2 separate regions of the Homo sapiens genome follow, and region 1 is linked to region 2. The links are chromatin loops, found by intact Hi-C in ENCODE. Cell type or tissue: PC-9. All regions are shown on one strand. Each heading gives the region's core, and the rest is flanking DNA. Links, peaks and the distances in the headings are about the cores only.

The links. A loop is a pair of places that touch in the nucleus more often than their neighbours do. Peaks named below come from ENCODE experiments on the same cell type or tissue, not always from the same donor. Only the 100,000 strongest peaks of a DNase experiment are listed, where the experiment ranks them.
Region 1: it touches region 2 in a loop (10-fold over the local background); 1 of 110 quality-filtered maps calls a loop at or near these places.

What each region holds. Positions count from the first base shown.
Region 1 is chr3:181,735,869-181,743,440 of GRCh38, reverse strand. It overlaps SOX2-OT (SOX2 overlapping transcript), which reads right to left. Exons shown (of 7, transcript NR_075092.1): 7 at 1,213-3,872. Among named protein-coding and RNA genes, the nearest start is that of SOX2, 28 kb to the right of the region's middle. In PC-9, for the core only: no CTCF peak of the experiment used is centred there; a DNase peak (open chromatin) is centred at 3,680; H3K27ac peaks cover 816 bases.
Region 2 is chr3:181,895,518-181,903,089 of GRCh38, reverse strand. No RefSeq gene overlaps it. Among named protein-coding and RNA genes, the nearest start is that of LINC01206, 53 kb to the left of the region's middle. In PC-9, for the core only: no CTCF peak of the experiment used is centred there; a DNase peak (open chromatin) is centred at 3,249.

The sequences.
Region 1 (7,572 bases), core at 2,620-5,119, 160 kb after region 2:
GCTGTATTAGGGGGAGAGTGTAATCACTAGGACAATTCTTAATACAAAGAGAGTGGAAACGTGATTCTGAAGAGGGGAAATATCAAAGGTACTCTTTATCAAGAGTGAAACTTTGAAATCCATCTATTTAAGATTAATCACTATTCTTTCAGTTAAGCTGTTGTCATCTCTAACTTCCCCTGAGTAGAAAATAATCTACACTTCCAACTAAGTTATTCATGGTCCAATTTGTTCTCAGAATACTATAATAGGCTTTGTGAAGATAAGTTTTATAATAGGGATTTAACATAGTGAGAAGCCAAGACACAGAGGCCTTCAAACACAAAGAGTATATATATATATACTCATATATATATATACTCATATATATATACTCATATATATATATACTCATATATATATACTCATATATATATATACTCATATATATATACTCATATATATATACTCATATATATATACTCATATATATATACTCATATATATATATACTCATATATATATACTCATATATATATATATATATATATATATATATATATATATATATATAAACTGCTCTGTCCTTTCCCCCCTTCTTCTACCCTCCCATTCCCTCTCCCAAAAGGATATTCACCCCTACTTAAAAATCTAATTTTTACGAAGGATTCAGATGAAATGGCATCTCAACAACTTCACAGTACAATTGGTTTAGCCACTGCAGTGTTGCTTTTGAAGCCATTTTCAACAGAGCTGGGAAAAGGGGAGAAGTCTGAGTAAAGCACTGGAAGAAGAAACACTGTGAATGGTTTTAAGGAAGAAAAACATTCATAATCTTTCCTCTTGGCAGTTCTGTCTTCTTGATGGCCACATTTACATACTGAGTTCACAGGCTAGAACTCTCAAAGAGAATTCTACTTTCCTAGAGAAAATCAAACACTCACGGTGGCATCCTGGGGGCGGGGGGGAATGAAAAGGAAATAATCACTGATGATTTATATATATATCATATTTATTTTCCAAGTTTCTGATATCTTAAACTGTTGAAAATACATAAAGTTATTCAGAGACACTTTTTTTTGTTTTATTCCTCTTCAGCTCTATAAGCTGTAACTCTCTATATTTACAATTTTTCTCTCATTTTTATCCAACTGAGTGTATTGGCTTCTTGCTTTACAAAGTAGAAATGTACCTTGAGTGCAACAAGTTTATCTTTATTCCACACTGTTGGGTTTTTTAAAGGTTCTTTATTTTTCCATTTTAAAAACTTCAAAATACACATGTAAAATTTTAGTATTTAAAATATTAGAAACTCCTTACCTGTTAATGTGTTTTAATAACCAGTTTGCCTTTTCTGAACATATTACATTCCTGCTGTACCTATTTTGTAGCAAGTATGCCTATCTTATTTGCATATTTGTAACAAAGTATGCAAAAAGATAAAGATATGTGACCTATTTATATTCAAAACTGACTAGAAAACTCTACAAATCACAGGAATTCTGTAACAGATATGCATTTACAACTTTCTCTAATAAAGATTTTTAAAAATTGTTTTTTAATGTGCTTTTAATGATTGCTAGCCCTCACACCTCCTTACTTGCTTTCCAAACTGTTTATACTGTCCCCAATAACACTCAGTGGAAAGCTGTCATTCCTGGCTAAATCCTTACTTAGGGTGGATGCTATGCCTCCGTGAGACAGGGTCAGGGGGTCAAAATCGATTTTGGAGGCCACCTGGAGAGTCCAGGCCATGAACTGACTCGAAAAATTTATATCAGAGCCAGAATGGTCCACCTCCCAGGGTCAGATCTGGCCTGACACTCCAACCGCAGGCTGGGGCATGCTAGACCGAGCTCAGAGAGAGGCCAGGGTTGTTGACCCTGCTAGCTGACCTCTTCAAACTTCAGGAGAATTTTTTTGGCAGTTACCACGGTGACTGGGTACTCTAAAAGCTTATCCTTCTTACTGAATGGAGGGAAAAAAATTAGGAAAAAAATATGTTAAAACCTACCTTGCAGAGATGCCTATCATGGTTAAAGTTAAAAAAAAAAAAAAAAAAAAAAAAAGGTGGAGAGGGGGGAAGGGAGGTTATGGCCCTAAATTGTCTATGCCTTTGGTATTAATTACTACTGCTTTCCAAAAAAGAAAAAAACAATTATAATGTACAAGTCTTTCAAACTGCAAAACTTGACGTTTGGAGCAGATACTGCTTTTTTTATTTCTTTTTTCTTCTTCTCTTTTTTGGTCAATAGCTGGCAACAATGTGAACAATGCATTAAAGTACTTTTTAAAACAATGCAATTTACTCGGAAATTCTAATATCTCCACTTTTCTTTGAGAATAATCAACTTTGAAATAAGATCCATCATAAATGTTAGCCTATTAGAGAAAAGATGCTGTAAATAATCAGTTTTACCTCAAAATCATGCTCAATATTTTTTTTTTCCTGAAAGAAAATTGCCCAATTTTGCTTGACTTGAAATAATTAAATTAGGAGAAAACCAAGGGTCTATTAGTATATATCTTATCTTTTATGAAATGACTTAATAAAAATAATGTATACGTTAAAAACAACAACCGAAAATACTCTACATATAATAAGAGAACACTAGGAAGAAAAAAATACCACGTGTACTTTATTTTAGAGTAATGAACTTTAAAGCTAAAAAAGCCATAGAATATTCTTCTATGTTAACACCAAATGTTGTCTTGTCCTAAAGTCTCACAACAACAGAAATACTTGCAGATAAAAATTTTAATTCCCCATGGGGTAAACCTATGCACGTTATAAAACTATTAGTTGATTTTTGTTGATAGGTTGTAACACAAAATGCTTTCAAATGGCGCCTATGTGTGGCTTGAAATTAGATGAGAATCATAATAATTTAGAAGTATAATATACTTTAGTCATAATAATACTTGCTCTTAAAAATATCTGAGTACTACACAATGACTTTTTTGTAAAATGAAATCATTGACTTTTATTGTTATTACTCTATATCTCTTACTTCATTTTCTCATCTACTGCTTACATGATCCAGGTCCTAGAAGTCTTGGAAGGACCTCCTCTACCATTTGGGTGCTGGTTCTGTGTATGTCTGTGTGTGTGTGTGTGTGTGTGTGTGTGTGTGTGTGTGTGTGCGCGCACAAAGAATAAAGCATTGGTGAGGGGAGGGTGGATTTGCATTTTAGAAAGGAGTGGCTATATAACAAAACAATGTCTTTGATTCAAATATCATTTTTCATCTTGACTCTAAGCCAAGAAAAAAATGAGAAATTACAGAAATATAGTAATTGACACTTCAAAAGTGAATACTAAAATTTCAGAGGAATGTTTTAACCTAATCTTAAACGTTCATTTTGCTATGACCTATTTTGACTGTTTTGTAATAATCACTAAGTTCCTACAATGGAATGAACATAAAACCAAGTATTAATTAATCTTAATTTTTAAAAACAAGATATAATTCAGGAATCATTTCCTTTCTCCTCTTGTGCTCAAAATAGCCACTGAAAGGCAAGGTCAGAGACATAGTTTGAGATGATCTTGCCAGGCGATCCAATTACACTTTGCTAAAACACAGTTCTTTCAATTAGATAGTGTGGTTCTTGACATTTTGAAGTGGGCAACCAGGTTGGTGAGTCACTTAAACTGTGGTGCCAGCTCATTGTCTATGATGAACTCGAACTGTCCTTCCCAGCCGGGAACTCTTGGCAAGCTTCCTTAAAGACCCAGTGGCTGGCAAAGCATGAGGAACTATCACACAGAAAAGGAGGTCCTCCTTGGGTTTTGAAAACAGACGATAGAAGTCTTAGAATGATGCAAGCCAGGTCACAATCTCCTAAGCCACGAGCCTTATCTTGAATGAAACATTATTTCTAAGTTGGATCTGAAAAGGAAAAAAAGTTAAAGTATAAGGCAATGGTTCATTTGTACAAAAGAAAACAATGCCAAGTCTCTTAGCTTGGTTTCCTCCAGTCCAGTTCAGAATCTCTCCCAGAGAAGACCAAAAATCATTTTTTCAGTCTTTTGCATAAATTTTTACTAAAAGGACTATGAAATAAATAGGTATTTTATTCAGAAATGTATGGATCTGGATCTTCTCTTAGGTTCAAAATTCACAAATGTTACAAAAGTACAGAATGAAGGATCTAAGAGATTATCTATTCTCATGTTTTTACTTTACATATGCAAAATCTGAAGGCCAGAAGCATGAACTGCCTTACATACAAAATACTAGTTAGACGCCTGAACTAGAACCTAGATTCTGGTTGGCATTTCTAACCCAGTATCTTCTCTACTATAATATGTAGCCTTTTCACTAGGGTAGAGAATATTAAAAGCCCATAGTAGTAAACGTATTCAAAGCCTTAGAGACAGAGTCATTCTGGGGCAAGGATATAAAATGATTGCAAATGATTCAAATTTCACTTCCAGGAAACAACTTTAGGTACCACATAAGCAGAAATGTGCTATTGGAAGCTCCAAATTTCTCAGGAACTTATGTCTTATGGTAACAAGGGCGTGTTGTTAATATTATTTCTCCAGATAATTGTTTTTATTGATCTGTTGTGGTTAATAAGCACTGACTAGTTTTTGTAGGTATGGAGTCGCCATTCTGCCAGGTTTGTGATTAAGTAACAAGAAGTGGGGCTTTGGTGTTGGTCTGTCTCTGCTACCAGTATTATGAAAGAGTCTATCCAAATAACCATGAGCTACGCGAGATAGGAGGGCTGCCAGTCCAGGAAGGGCTTGATCTAGTTTTTCTTTAACTTTGCTCTAATTTACTTCAGGTTTAACTTGCATCTGTTAGGATCAACGGATCTTAAAAATGAAGTTAAAAAAAAAGACTGTATAAAAATGTGCAATTAATTGCTGATACCCCAAACTGTGACTTGTCTACTGCATTCAGTTGTAATGGTACTTTTTTTTTTTTTTTTTTTTTAGTCAGAGTGTAGCTCTGTTGCCTAGGCTGGAGTGTAGTGGCATGATCTTGGCTCACTGCAGCCTCTGCTTCCTGGGTTCAAGCGATTCTCCTCCCTCAGCCTCCCAAGTAGCTAGGATTACAGGTGCGTGCCACCATGCCCAACTAATTTTTGTATTTGTAGTAGAGACGAGGTTTCTCCATGTTGGCCAGGCTGGTCTTAAACTCTTGTCCTCGGGTGATCCACCTGCCTCGGCCTCCCAAAGTGCTGGGATTACAGGCATGAGCCACCGCACCCGGCCTTGTAATAGTACTCTCTGTTAGTGTATTTCTAGTGCTGTCTCAAATTTCCCTTTCTAACTTGTCATGGCATTTCAAAAAAAATCATAATTTAATTCTGAAAATTTTCCAGGGGCCTCCAAAGGAGAAAAGGGTAAGGGATGAGAATTTGAGAAGAGAAGGAAAAGTACTAGGTATGCTGAGGGGCCAATCAGTGGCTCTCTAGGGAAGGAGGGGGGTGTTTGAGATAGTTATATGTGATTACGAGGTGAAGGCAAGAGTAGTCAGGTAGTCCTTAACTCCCATCTAGAATTTCAAAGAAATGCTGTTTCCTTTCCATAGATTCAAGAGGGTATTAGTTAAGGGTGGCATGTTTTGGTACTAATCACATGTTAAATTTTGGGAGCAGGGAATGAGAAACTCCTCTGAGGGTGAGTCTGAATAGCATTTGATGGGCAACCTTCACTCAAAATGTGTGGATGAGGCTCAGCTACCTAGGCTGTACATTTACATGTATTTTTCCGTTTCTCAAAATATCTTAGTTGTCTTGCCTTGGCCCAATAGAAGACTTCCCCAACCAAAGGGAAAAGAGGTGTTAAGGAAAGCTTCTTGATAGAAGGGAAATTTCAGATATACAAATCTTTTTTTATTTTTCTTTTTGTTTAGACCGAGTCTCACTCTGTAGCTCAGGCTGGAGTGCAGTGGCACGATCTCCGCTCACTGCAACTCCGCCTCCCAAGTTCAAGCGAGTCTCCTGCCTCAACCTCCTGAGTAGCTCAGACTACAGGCATGCACCACCACACCCGGCTAATTTTTGTATTTTTAGTAGAGATGGGGTTTCACCATGTTGGCCAGGCTGGTCTTGAACTCCTGACCTCAAGTGATCCACCCACCTCAGCCTCCCAAAGTGCTGGGATTACAGGTGTGAGCCACTGCGCCTGGCCTATTTTTCTTTTTAGAATCAAGGTTTGAGAAGTTGGTGAGCTGAGCAAAAAAGAAAATGAGGAATTATGAGATTAAAGTATGAGAAATTTCCCCTAGGTTTGTACTTGAGCTCCACCCTAGGACCAGGAAGGCTGTACTTCAGGAGCAATGCTGATTAAGGGAAGAGGTGCTGGTCTTGTCCACTTCTTGGCCCACCTTAAAACTTTCCCAGAGCTGTTCCTGCAGTGTTCCATTCTAGACACTCTCCACAGGACTATTGTGAGAAGGGCACAGCCTCAGGCAACCTGACCAGTGTCTACTTGCTGCCAAAGCACTGCCACTGGAAAGGAGGCCCACCCTTTTGGCATCCTTCATAGGCCCCTTAGGAAATTGTTAAAGACAGAAACTTTGAAATTGAATTTTAATGATTGTCAGGAAATAAGGGTGAGGTACAGCAGCTGCTCCGGAGCAGCTGTCCCAGCTGCCCTATCCAAGGGACGGCCTGCTTTTTGGCCACCATCTTCCCCCACCCCCGATGAGAGGAAGGGAAGAGGTTGGACAAAAAGGTAAAGGTTTCAACTTTGAGGGCGCCGATTCAGGACCCACATCCACAAACAGAAAACTAAAAGTAAACAAAACAAAACAAAACAAAAGACTTACAACTTCAGAGTCTCAGTTCCAGGCTGCCCAAGTGAATTGTAGGCCCAAGACATTAACTTTTGTGAAGGATGAGGGGGTGGTTGGGCAGAATACAGAGGATCCCCTACTTCTTATACATAATTGCTCACCAGGGAAAGCACAGCCACAACGTAGACAAGGAGGCTGTGAAGGGCCCCAGGGAGAACGGGAGAGCTTGTAGAAGGAACCAGTTTCTCTTCTGGATCCAAATGGCCTGTACTTTGGGGTGACTGCAGTTGGATTAATGCTCCGTTTCCTTCTGTCTGCCTGGGCTGTGTCTAAATGAAAAGCAGACCACAGGATAATGCTCTCCCATCACCAGTTTTCTAATCCCAAAACTCAAGTGCCTGAGAGTGAAACTTCACAAAGAAGTTATTGCCAGCAACAAATTCAGACTGACAAATTGTCGATAATCGCACCTTCAACATGCTGAATGACTTTCAGGCAAGAAATAAGCAGATGCGAGAAGAGCTGCTGGCTGGGTGGGCAAGGTGCAGGCCACAGCCTAGGCTGCAGTTTTCCCACTGTGTCCCTCCACAACAAGGGAATGTGTTCAGTGTGAGGACTGCAGGGCGCCTGCTTGCCTGCTCTAGCTCTTGCTCCCCTTCTTCCTGTCACTCACGTAAACTGCACAGAGGAGCGTCTCTCTTCCCTCTCCTCCAGTTAACCCTTCTGCGTGTGTGTGTCTATGGTCTCAAGCACCCTTGATTTACAGTCACATTACCCAGGTTTACTTTTGATTGAAATCCTGGGCCCCTAGAATGTATTGGACATCTAGTTACTT
Region 2 (7,572 bases), core at 2,256-4,755:
AACAATAAAATAAAAAATTAGTATATTTTTTTAAAATAATTGCAATACAGAATTTGTGCTAAAATAGAGATATGTGGCCAGGTGCGGTGGCTCACACCTGTAATCCCAGCACTTTGGGAGGCCAAGGCAGGCGGATCACGAGGTCAAGAGATCAAGACTACGGTGAAACCCCGTCTCTACTAAAAAAAAAATACAAAAAAATTAGCCGGGCGCAGTGGCGGGCGCCTGTAGTACCAGCTACTCGGGAGGCTGAGGCAGGAGAATGGTGTGAACCCAGGAGGTGGAGCTTGCAGTGAGCTGAGATCGCACCACTGCACTCCAGCTTGGGTGACAGAGCAAGACTCCATCTCAAAAAAATAAAATAAAATAAAATAGAGATATGTACAAGGTACTATGTGTCCCAAGGGAAGGTGAAAATAATCTATTCTGTAAAGTTTCCCATTCAATAAATAAGTCTTTAATCTTTTTTTCCCAAAAATAAATTATATATCTCAAGTGTTCATGATATAGACCCCAGAGACTCAGACCAAGAAAACCACCTACTTCGGTGGCTTATGACAGCTTTAGGACGCTGGTTAATTTGCAGAAGTTAGAGCCAAAATTATAAAGCACTCACATTGATTAGTTATTCCTGCTGCAGCTTTCTGACGTGTCAGCATTTTGTGCTTCATTTAATAGGTGAGGAAATGGGAGAAAGGAAAAATAAGTGCCTTGCCCAGAATAGCTCAACAATCAGTGGCTGGAGCCAGGCGCGGTGGCTCATGCCTGTAATCCCAGCACTTTGGGAGGCCAAGGTGGGTGGATCACCTGAGGTCAGGAGTTCAAGACCAGCCTGACCAGCATGGTGAAACCCTGTCTCTACTAAAAATACAAAATTAGCCGGGCTTGGTGGAGCATGCCTGTAATCTCAGCTACTTGGGAGGCTGAAGCAGGAGAATCGCTTGAACCCGGGAGGCAGAGGTTGTGGTGAGCTGAGATCGTGCCATTACACTCCAGCCTGGGCAATAAGAGTGAAACACCATCTCAAAAAAAAAAAAAAATCAGTGGCTGGTACAGAATTTCAAATCTAGAGAAGCAACTGGGACTGATGGATTGATTCTGTGTTCAAACCAAGAGTCAGATGACAGTAGGTCAGGGTTTATAGGCATCTCCTATGGTCAAGAAATCCAAGAAGTTATGACTGACCTCTACCCATTAGATTCCCTTTTGGGGCAACAGGGCTTCACAACAAAACCACAGCAAAACCACAGCAAAAGGCACGTCTCCAGGAACATTCTGAGCCTGATTTTGCAAGCTGATTATTCTGCTGCCCATCAGACATAAGCTCAGCCAGCACGCAGTATGAATTACTCTGCCTTGAGGGTACCCTTTATGTAGCAATTTGGCCGTCCTTAGCTCAAACTAGAAGAGGATCCAGTGATGTGAATAAGTCTCCTAGCCTTTTTTTCCATGATAAAGCAAAAAGTTCATTTCATTCCTTACTTAGTTTCACAAGTAAAAGGTGCCCAGAAATGATTGTGCATATGATATGTAAATTCACCAGTAAAGCTGAAGTTCCTGGCACCGTCATTTATTCCCAACAGGTGAGTCAAGAGTGCACGCTGGCATGATGTGATGCTGAATTACTTGGCTTTTTTTTTTTTTCATCTCTGATTTAACTGAGACCTATAATGATATTTGATGCAGGTTTCTGTATTTAATTAATTTAACATTCCAGATTTTTAATTTGCATTTAATTTAACATTTCAGGTTTTTAATTTACCAGAAATTGTTTATCAAATATTCATTTCAGAGACTTTCACAGTATATATAGTGCATACCCCTCTTTAATTACTGTGTGGTAAATTAATTCTTCTACCAGTGCTCCTTCATCAGATATTGGATTAAGGACGTTGCACTGTTTCAACACAGCACATAAACTCGTTTACTAAACCAAGATGGTAAATTGCCCCATCTATGTGCATTGCTAGTCTGCTTACATGCTTAACCTGATAAAAACTGTTACAGTTAAAACAAGAAATCTCTTATTATTTTAAAGCCAACTGCTTGGCTTGACAAGGCCAGTGTTAAATTGTATATTCTATTCAGTTATTGGATCCAATTTTGTTCTTTTCTCAGCCCTAGACCTTTAACTCTGCCATCTCCCTTCCTACATTTTTTCTTCTGTCTTCATCCATATTATCATCCTCTTCCTTCCTGGGGAATTTGTTGAAATGAGACTACAATTGTCATAGCTCCTGTTAACTTTTGTCTGAGACTTAGGCTGTCTCAGATTATAGACTCACCTTCTCATCCCTAAATTTTACACACACTTCCCTCTTACCTCCTTTCTACCTTTCTGCAAATAATAACCAGTCTTCTAATTTATGCCATATTTAAATTCTCTTGGTCAGGATCATTGTGGATGGAGAAATCTTCTCTCTCCTGTTGTAAGCTATTTGAAAGCATGTTTTATTCAACTTTGCATTGTGCCTTATGCGAATAGGCAAATAGTAAATGCTTGTTGGATGTGTAGATAGATGATCAAACAGATAAATGGTTGGGTAGACAGATATCTGCAGTGTGCCTAGCACCATACTAGCTCTTTAAACTATGTTTTCCCATTTAAGTATTTCTCACAATGAGGAATTGTCCCCACTTAACAGATGAGGACACTGAGGCTCAGAGAGTTAAGTGAGGATTCACTTATGATCTCACAGCTAGCAAAAATCTGAGTCTGAATTTGAACCCCAATCTGTCTGGTCCTCCTGTACTTACTGCACATGAGCAGGACTAGCTACATAATTTTGCCTAGTACAAAATTCAATGGAGACCCTTTGTTTGAAAATCATTAATCATTCCAAGACAGTGACAGCAGAGCACTAAACCTAACGGCAGGGCCCTTCTAAGCAGAATCTGTAGGACTTCACAGGTTGCACGCTCATGAAGTCAGCCCTGTATTAGGGGCTTACACATAGTCATTCTGCACATTCCAGCTCTAGCTCCTCACTCCCAGACTGTTCATTGGAAACTTCTTAGTGCCTGCACTCAAAGAAATTGTTCCAACTTATCTGTCAGAGGCAGAAACAGACCAGTCTTGCCCTATCTACAGATCAGAAGTTTGAACCTTGTTTAGATGCCTGTGGTAAGTTAGATATGCCTCCTAAAATACACTGGGAATATCTTGTGGGCAAAGAAAACCTCAAAATATGATTCTATCACATTCTGTCATGGCTATCACCACCAGAGGTGGCAGGTGGGGGACTAGGGAAATAGTGTGCTGTGCTCTACAATACCTCACTGACCACACTGACCAAAGAAACTCTCTAAGAATCAGTATCCTGCCTTTGCTACTCAGATGAAACAGATTAGGCACATAGGCAGGTAAGGAGAAGCCAGATGCTAGACGGGAACCATAAAGAATAAAGTGGTAGCAGTTCATCAGTTGAGCCTGCGAGCTGAGCTGAGAGTGCTGGCCCAAAAAGAATTCTCTTTGAACGTCCGTGAGCCAATATCTCTGCCAATTTGGTGTAAGCCAAATCTAAGGAGTCTTAGTGTGAAACTCAACACTATATGGTCACAGGCTAAATGACTGCTCCTCCCCAACCCCATGGCCATCTCACTGTGGCTACTATTCTTTTCAAATGAAAGATGACATGTCCATGGGTTTTCCAAGGTGTCCTTAAGACACCAATTTCAGAGGTAGTAGCTGTTGATAAAAAGTCACAAAAGTAGACAGTAAAGTCTTTAAAATCTTGTGTACCAGCCCAAGGCAGTATTGGCTACCCTGCTTGTGACCTAGGAGAGCATGTTAAAGGCCAACACAGAATAAAACAAGCACTGAGGTCATTAAAGGTGAGCATATGCACCAAATTATGGACAAATACCTACTCTGACTGTTGAAAGCTAGTTTTTCAGTATTCTTAAGGGCAGGGCTCATGCCTGTCTTGTTTGTTAAAGAATCCAAGGGTCTAATACAATTGCTCAATAAATGTGGTAGGAGAGAAGAGAAGGAAGATATTCCAAGGGGAAATATGAGACTGAAGAAGTCATCTATGGCCAGGCACGGTGGCTCATGCCTATAATCCCAGCACTTTGGGAGGCCGAGGCAGGCAGATCACCTGAGGTTGGGAGTTTGAGACCAGCCTGACCAACATAGTGAAACCCCGTCTCTACTAAAAATACAAAATTAGCCAGGTGTGGTGGCGGGTGCCTGTAATCCCAGCTACTTGGGAGGCTGAGGCAGGAGAATCGCTTGAACCCGGGAAGCAGAGGTTGCAGTGAGCCAAGATCACGCCATTGCACTCCAGCCTGGGCAACAAGACTGAAACTCCGTCTCAAAAAAAAAAAAGAAAAAAGTCATCTACGTTTAGAAGATACATTTGCAAGTTTTGTTTCTTTGACACTTCTGTTTATTTCAAAAGTAGATGATGGCTGGGCACAGTGGCTCACACCTATAATCCCAGCACTTTGATGGGCCGAGGTGGGCGGATCACTTGAGGTCAGGAGTTTGAAACCAGCCTGGCCAACATGACAAAACCTCATCTCTACTAAAAATACAAAAACTAGCCAGACATGGTGGTGCATGCCTGTAATCCTACTCGGGAGGTTGAGGCCCAAGAATTGCTTGAACCGGGGCTGTGGAGGTTGCAGTGTGTGAGATCATGCCACTGCACTCCAGCATGGGCAGCAGAACTCGACTCTGTCTCAAAAAAAACAAAAATTATTGCCAGGTGTAGTGGCTCACACCTGTAATCCCAGATACTTTGGGAGGCTGAGGTGGGCAGATTGCTTAGACCAGGAGTTCAAGACCAGCCTAAGCAACAGGGCAAAACCCCATCTCTACAAAAATTAGCTGGGTATAGTGGCACACACCTGTCATCCTAGCTACATGGGAGACTGAGGTGGGAGGATCAGTTAAGCCCTGGAGGTTTAGGCTGCAGTGAGCTGTGATGGCACCACTGCACTCCAGCCTGAATGACAGAGAAAGACCCTGTCAAAAAAAAAAAAAAAAACTTCTAAAATCATTATAAATGACTGCATACTATTCCATTATATCTGTTTATTAGGAACAAAACATCTCCAACTTTTTTCTTTTTTTTTTTTTTTTTGAGACAGAGTCTCGCTCTGTCACCCAAGCTGGAGTGCAGTGGCCCGATCTCGGCTCACTGCAAGCTCCGCCTCCTGGGTTCACGTCATTCTCCTGCCTCAGCCTCCCGAGTAGCTGGGACTACAGGCACCAGCCACCATGCCCGGCTAATTTTTTGTATTTTTAGTAGAGAAAGGGTTTCACCGTGTTGGCCAGGCTGGTCTCGATCTCCTGACCTCAAGATCCACCCGCCTCGGCCTCCCAAAGTGCTGGGATCACAGGTGTGAGCCACAGCGCCCAGATTTTTTCTATTTTAAATAACATTGTGATGAATACAAATCTTTGGCCGTAAGTATTAGGTCTTTAAGAGAGAGCATTCAGGCCGGGCGCGGTGGCTCACGCCTGTAATCCCAGCACTTTGGGAGGCCGAGGCGGGTGGATCACGAGGTCAGGAGATCGAGACCATCCTGGCTAACGTGGTGAAACCCCGTCTCTACTAAAAATACAAAAAATTAGCCGGGCGTGGTTGCAGGCGCCTGTAGTCCCAGCTACTCGGGAGGCTGAGGCAGGAGAATGGCCTGAACCCGGGAGGCGGAGCTTGCAGTGAGCCGAGATCGTGCCACTGCACTCCAGCCTGGGCGACAGGGCCAGACTCCGTCTCAAAAAAAAAAAAAAAAAAAAAAGAGAGAGAGCATTCAAAGTAAAAAGGGCCAGGTGCGATGGCTGACACCTGTAATCCCAGCATTTTGGGAGGCCAAGGCGGGCGGGTCCCCTGCAGTCAGGAGTTCGAGACCAGCCTGGCCAATTAGCCCGGAGTGGTGGTGAGCGGCTGTAATCCCAGCTACTCAGGAGGCTGAGGCACGAGAATCGCTTGAACCCTGGAGGCAGAGGTTGCGGTGAGCCGAGATCACGCCACGGTACTCCAGCTTGGGCGATGGAGTGAGACTGTCTCAAAAAAAAAACCAAAGAAGTATAGACTTTTTTTGGGGGGGGGGGTTGGGGGGTGCAGGTATTTGATATATGATGCCATAGTCCTGATCAGAAAGGATATTAACACTCTCTCCAGAAGTGAAAGTTCCTATTTTACCTTTACTGTGCCTGCTATCTTCCCTTTTACATCTTCACCCTACTCTCTGTGCTTGCCCTCAGTTTCTTTGCCCTCCTCCAGTGCAAGCAACCTAAGCAGTCAGGCGCCAGTTCTAAGCAGTCCTCTTGGCTGTACATTGATTCATGCAGTCTACCTCCCACCAAAACTCTTCTTGCTGTGTGTGTGCCACACACTTATGTCTCGCTTTAGAGTATTCCCTCAGGGACCTGCACTTAATTTCTTTAAGCCCAGGTTCCCCACTATAAAATTGGCACACTCTAATCATGACAGCTAACCTTTACATGGTGTTTGCATGTTGACAACTCTTGATTGCTCCTAGCAGAAAAACACCTACTTCCATGACCCCAGAAAGTGATACTAGACTATGAAAAGTACATAAACTGAAGGCAGTTTTTTGTGAATTTGTCTGAAGACCTACTCTCTTTAACTCCTTAATATTTCGCCTTGTTCTTGTGAGTACAAGTGTTAACAGATGGCCCCTCATTTGGAAAAGTTAACTGTCTTTATCCTACTGAAGGCAGTGATAGGTACTGGAAACAATATGGTCTTTGAAAGTGGACAGACTTGGGTTTAAAAATTAGTGCCGTCATTTGTTAATTGTGTGACCTTGAACAAGTAGTATAAACATCTCTTAGAACCCAAATTGCTCATCTCTAAACTTGAAGCACTAATAATAGCTAACCCTTGGCCAGGTGCAGTGGCTCATGCCTGTAATCCCAGCACTTTGGGAGGCTGAGGGGGGCGGATCACTTGAGGTCTGGAGTTTGAGACCAGCCTAGCCAACATGGTGAAACCCCATCTCTACTAAAAATACAAAAAAAGTTAGCCAGGTGTGGTGGCAGGCACCTGTAATCCCAGCTACCCAGGAGGCTGAGGCATGAGAATTGCTTGAACCCAGGAGGCAGAGGTTGCAGTGAGCTGAGATTGTGCCATTGCACTCCAGTCTGGGCAAAAGAGCAAGATTCAATCTCAAAAATAAATAAATAAATAAATAAAAATTAAACATTAAAAATAATAGCTAACCCTTGAACAGAACCTCTGGATAGAGTATAACACGTGCCAGACACTGTTGTAAGTGTCTTATTTGTACTGGCTCATTTGATCCTCAATGCAATCTAATGCGGCAAGTTCAATTATTATCATTCCCATTTTATAGAGAAACAAACTAAGGCAAAGAAGGGTAAGTGGCCTACTCTAGATCATGCAGCTAGAAACAAACTCCTGCGCTCAAGCAATTCTCCCACTTCAGTCCCCCAAACAGCTGGGACTACGGACATGTGCCATCATGTTTGGCTAATTAAAAAAAAAAAAAATTGGGGGCCGGGCGCGGTGGCTCATGCCTGTAATCCCAGCACTTTGGGAGGCCAAGGCGGGCGAATCACAAGGTCAGGAGATC